Regions from separate parts of the Homo sapiens genome. Here region 1 is linked to region 2. A link is an interaction called in ENCODE POLR2A ChIA-PET data of the cell type or tissue named here. Cell type or tissue: Panc1. All regions are shown on one strand. Each heading gives the region's core, and the rest is flanking DNA. Links, peaks and the distances in the headings are about the cores only. Region 1 overlaps NMBR (neuromedin B receptor). Region 2 holds the start of LOC105378031 (a long non-coding RNA gene).

Region 1 (2,922 bases), core at 109-2,608, 59 kb after region 2:
TATGAAATAATATTCCCTAAGTGTCGGAGGTGGGACTAGGAGATGCAATTTTAAATGCAATTTTAATTGTTTTTTTTAAAACATAGTAATTTTCTTATATTTTTCCAAGCCTCACATGTCAGTCCGTTTTAACTCTGTTTACTCTACTTCCCAGGTACACACTCTCTCCCTCTCTTCCTCTCCACACCCAACCTTTCCTTGCGTCCTTCTGCCAGTAGGTGCACTCCGGGTGAGTCTTCTCTACTCGCCCCTCTCCACGACTTTTCCAAGCCACTCACAGCTACCTGTGCTCTTACCTGTCGGCGCTGAGGGCAGTGAGAGTGAACACGGAAACCCCCACGGAAGTGAGCTGGATGACAGGGATCAGTTTGCAGCCCACCTTGCCAAACATCCACTCGTCGAAGAAGTAGCGCGAGGCGTCCACCGGGACGCAGGTGAGCAGCAGCAGCAAGTCCCCGGCCGCCAGGTTAGAGATGAAGATGTTGGGGACGCTCCTCATGGCGCTGTTGGTGATGAAGATCTTCACCAGCATGATGTTGCCCAGCAAGCCCACGGTGATGATGAGCAGGTAGAGGGACGGGATCACACAGCGGATCACCAACTCCGTGGTGGTCCCGTCCGAGGCCGGCAGGAAATCCCTTTCCCACCCCTCGGGAACGGAACCGCTCTCATTCGCGCCGGTGGTCACCGAGAGGTTGGAAAGAGACTTAGAGGGCATGATCTCCTTTCCAGCAGAGTCCGCTGGAGTTTTCACGCGCTCCGGTGCCCTGAGGACTGAACGCCCACGATTTAGGTTTAATCGATGTCCCTCCCTCTCGCCCCTGCAAGTTTACTGTCCGCGGGGCAAGCCTCACAGCACCACGTCCCTAAGAGTTCAGGACCTGGGGAGGGGTCTGTCCACACACTCGGGCGCTCCGCTTCTAGAGGGGGGAAATGGCTCCGGCTAACTCTGAATTTAAATTAAAAAAAAAAAAAAAGCAAAGCGGTTGCGTCTTTGTTCCGTATTCAGTGGTTTGTTCTCGCGGTTATCTAGCGGAAAACAGCCTTTCAGGAACAAGGAGCTGTCCCTTGGGGATCAGTAGAAGCACCTGCCGGACTCTTCGCCCAGAGAAGCAGAAGTCATCCTGGCGCTGTCCAGCGGGCCGCAGCTGAAATCCCGGGAACTAGGCGGGGCCACCTGCAACCTGCTTTTCCCACAGCTTTGCTCTTGTTTGTGAAGTTCCTGTTGTATTGTGTGGAACTGGAGGGGAGGTCAGTCCTCCATGCATGTGTGTGTGCCCCTATATACATCCATCCTTACCCGCCTCCAAGCAGGAGGAGCTCCAGGCAAGAACTTTGGAATCTCTGAGGATTAAAGGGCTGAGTTGGCAAGTCCCTAATGCTGAAACACAGAATTTAGGGGAAAAAAATGAGTGCCAAAGAATGAAGCTCATAAATGAAATCCTCTCGCTACTCTTCTTCTGATCATCTACTGTTCTTACCTTAAATGTGAAAATTATTTCCTATTGTTGGCATATTATTTTTAAATTTATATTTTATTGAATTATAACGTGTATAACGTACACATTTCTTAATCGTTCTGCTTAATCTAACCATCATTCAGAGCCCACAATCTAGCCACCATCTCCCAAAATAACCACCATTTGGCTTGTTATTGAATAAGTGTGCCTCCTATTGAGCATCGTATAAATGGAATCATTCAGCATACACTCTTGTGTCTAGGTTCTTTCACTCGACACCATATCTGTGAGATCCACTCATGTTTTTTCTCAGGTGGCATTTTTCATTACTGTATACTACATCATTTTATAAATATACCACAGTTTGTTTATCCATTCTATATTGATTAACATTTGGGTTCCTTACAATTTTAGTCAACCTGAGTAACGTTTCTATGAACATTCTTTTACATGTGTTCAGGTGCACATTTGAATAAATCCCAGGTGTGGATTTGCCAGGTCATAGTACTTGAGTATGTTCAGCTTTACTGGAAACTGACAATTTTTTAAAATAAATTACTAACTTATTTTTTCTTTTGGAACCTGGCTCGACAATTTTATTTGTTAATTCTATCTATTAAGGCAGAGTATATGTATGCTTATGATTGAGTAATGCCACTCGTAGATATATATTCAATAAACATCTGATATGCTGTTTTAAATAGGTTGTCCCTAAGCACAAAACAGTTTCCCAAATCACCACCATCTGAGTCTAATGTAAACTGATCAGAAATGGTGGCTCAGTTCTGGAGTTAGCTAAATAACACTCTTCATTAGGGAAAACATTTGACTAGTTCTTTGTTATTAAAGGATAAAATTGAACAATTGAATAATAACAATGTAACTAGCCAAGGACTACCTATGATGATCTAGCCATAAACTGATAAGATGTGTATATATGCAATGTCACTTATAAATTAAGCAACTTTTCCAGATATTGCCCACCAAGAGCACTGTCACATCATAATTGAATTAGACAAGGTAAACATTTGCATTGTAATCAATTTTAAGTTTTATGTTTTCTAACTCAAAAGTCCTTATTGTACTCTTCTGGAATTTCACTACTTAAAATAATTCATTATAAAATTAAGATTAGTTAAATAGAATATTTATGTATAAATATATTTGAATATATAAATATTCTATTTATATTTATAAAAATTATACACATATATAGAGGGAGAGGGAGCAAGAGAAAGAGGAAAAGAGAGCAAGGAAATTAATATTACATGTAAGTTGAGAAATGTCTCTAGGAATTTTATCTCCAAAGTTATTTGTTTTCTTTTTAACATCCAATATTACTATACAGAATAAATTACTAAAGCAATCTTCTAATTATGAAGTGTCTAAAATTCAAACTGCAACTATGCCATTTTAACATATTTTATATAAAAATATATTGAAATCGAAATTACTGTATGAA
Region 2 (2,922 bases), core at 273-2,772:
CACCATGTATTTTTCTTTTCTGAGTATCTCTGCCGTACTCTGTACATAGTTCTCCCTGTGAGATCACATACACTGTCAGTAATTTGTTCCATAAAAATGCTTTTTAAATCTATGTAAGGTGTACATCAATCAGGTAATGAAACACATTCTTGTTTGATTTATGAAATCACACTCAATGCTACATGGGACATTTACCCCTCTAATACTGGCCTCAAGGATACAGTCTTACATTTCCACCTTCCTTGGAGATATATTGAATATTCTGCCTTCGAATATAGCCAAAATGAATTCAAAAATTTCTGCCAAATCACTGTTCTCCAATATGAACTCCATATTATCCTCAAAAAAATATGTAGCAAATTGACAGACCACTGTCCTTTTTCTCATTTCATTCCCCTTGCCTAGAAGGCTATATTCGTGTATGGAGAGCCCACTCATCCTTTAAGATCCACCTTCAATTTGAAACTTTTACTTGCTCTCCCAGTTGAGCATATTCTCACCTTCTTTAGAACAAAATTTGTTTGGGATACACCACTGAGTTTTGCGTTTATAAAATTCATCATCGTCTTGTGAATTACTTTCCTACGTGAACATTATTTTTGCAATTAAATTGAAATTATCTCAGAAAAATGGAACTTCCTTATAATTCTATAGATACATACTTGACAGTACTATTCAACTGCAGAGATTAGACCTCATTAAGAGTTTGTTTATAATTATAGCACCTTAGTGTAATTCACCTATTCAGTTTACTGGTTTTAGAGTAATTCTGAAAGAAATCTTAATAGAGATATTCGGTGATGAGCAAAAAGCTCATACGTACCTAGAAGCAAAGAAGAGGCAGAAAGAAAAGTGTATTAGTCAGGGTTCTCTAGAGGGACAGAACTAATAGGATAGATGTATATATGAAAGGGAGTTTATTAAGGAGAATTGACTCACACGCTCACAAGGTGAAGTCCCCCGATAGGCCGCGTGCAAGCTGAGGAGCGAGGAAGCCAGCAGTGGCTCAGTCCGAGTCCCAAAACCTCAAAAGTAGGGAAGCTGACAGTATAGCCTTCAGTCTGTGGCAGAAGACCTGAGAGCCCCGACAAACCACTGGTGTAAGTCCAAGAGTCCAGAAGCCAAAGAACTTGGAGTCTGATGTTCAAAGGCAGGAAGCATCCAGCGCGGGAGAAAGATAAACGCTGGAAAACTCAGCAAGTCAGCTTCTTCCGCCTTCTTCTGTCTTAAAGCCAAGGTGACAGCTGATTGGATGGTGCCCACCCACATTGTGGGTGGGTCTTCCTCCCCCAGTCCACTGACTCAAATGTTAATCTCCTCTGGCAACACCCAGAGACACCCAGCAACAATACTTTGCATCCTTCAATCCAAAGGATTAACCATCACAAAGAGCAAGAAACAAAGAATGGTAGGAAAGAGAAGACAACATACTTTGTTTCACTCATATTTTTATTGGAGCAATCCCTTTTCCTAGGTCAAAATTTTTAGTTATAGAACATTTAATAAATCTTTGCATTTACAGATTTTTTCCAAAATCTTATAAAAATCTTCAAATATGCAGCAAAGTTGAAAGAATTTAAAATAAACACCAGTACATTCACTTCCTAAATTTACCACTAGTATTTTATTTATTTTTAACCCTGTATTTACTCATCTCCCCGTCATCAAGCTCTATTCGTTTTAAAGTAAATCACAGAATCTATATTCTTCTGCTTAAGTACTTCTGAATGCAGATTATAAAGAAGAGTGCAATTTTTTTACAGCTTATTTTCTTTTATTTAAAATTTACTGCATACCATTATCTGACCATACCATTATGTGACAGCTACACTGGGACAGCTCTGTGCTTAACAACTGGAGATGCCTAGAAAAGTCTGGGACCAAGATAAAACAAGTGGGTTAACTAACGATTAATACTGTGCTGTTTAATTTTCCCATTTTATACTTTACACCCAAGACCAACTTGTTTATTGATCGCTTACACCTGGTGTAACTGGTTAAATGTTTACTAGCTTGGCAATGTGACTAATCAGCATAAAAGATCCAGCTGGAAAGTTTTTCCCGGTCTCATGAAACTCATATTCTTCATTCCATATTGGTGGCTTATAATCCACAGACTAAGAGTGTTATATGAGACAAATCCCTGCGGAGCTGTGCCCAGGAGTCTCTCTGGCCCCCAGGCTTGCATATACTTTCTTTCTCCAGTTGTGCCATTCTTTTCACCTTGATTCAAGGCTTACATGAGTATTCTCCTTGAGGGTTTTTTTTTTAATCTAATCTTATAGTTTTTGCATTTATATAGTATGAAATAAATAAAGTGTAGGAGAGATTTGAGTTTCAATAAATGGATATAGCTGGATAACCCAAACTCCTTTCGAGACATAGGATATTATTTTTACCCCAGAATGTTCCCTTATGCCCCTTCCCAATCAATCTCTTGAATACTCCCAGAGACAACTCCTGTTCTCTTGGTTTGATTTTTCTCGCTATACTTAGGTTTGCCTATCGCAGGACTTCATATACACGAAACCATACAGTACGTGCTTTTATGGTTAGCTTCTTATGCTAAGCATAATGTTTTTGAGATTCATTCTTGTTGCTGTATCACCACATTGCTGCTTTTTATTGTTGAAAAATATTTTCATGTATTAATATACCACATATTCATTCTCCTATTCATGTACGCCAAGGTTTTTTTTTACAGTTTAAAGCAATTCAGAAAAGAGCAGAATGATCGTAATTATAAAAGCCTTTTGGTTTTCATTTCTTTGGGATAAATAACAACGATAAAAAATGCTAGGTCTCGGCCGGGCGCGGTGGCTCAAGCCTGTAATCCTAGCACTTTGGGAGGCCGAGGCCGGCGGATCATGAGGTCAGGAGTTCGAGACCATCCTAGCTAACACCATGAAACCCCGTCTCTAC

The links. Peaks named below come from ENCODE experiments on the same cell type or tissue, not always from the same donor. Only the 100,000 strongest peaks of a DNase experiment are listed, where the experiment ranks them.
Region 1: POLR2A ChIA-PET joins it to region 2 with 11 read pairs; 1 of 35 experiments calls an interaction of 5 or more read pairs at or near these places.

Annotation. Positions count from the first base shown.
Region 1 is chr6:142,087,941-142,090,862 of GRCh38, forward strand. It overlaps NMBR (neuromedin B receptor), which reads right to left. Exons shown (of 4, transcript NM_002511.4): 2 at 297-1,381. The coding sequence starts at 718. Among named protein-coding and RNA genes, the nearest start is that of GJE1, 44 kb to the right of the region's middle. RefSeq lists enhancers at 28-581, 582-1,133. In Panc1, for the core only: no CTCF peak of the experiment used is centred there; no DNase peak of the experiment used is centred there; H3K4me3 peaks cover 520 bases; H3K27me3 peaks cover 420 bases.
Region 2 is chr6:142,029,224-142,032,145 of GRCh38, forward strand. LOC105378031 (a long non-coding RNA gene) reads right to left here and starts at 1,203. Exons shown (of 4, transcript XR_943079.3): 1 at 940-1,203. In Panc1, for the core only: no CTCF peak of the experiment used is centred there; no DNase peak of the experiment used is centred there; H3K4me3 peaks cover 1,764 bases; H3K27ac peaks cover 2,276 bases.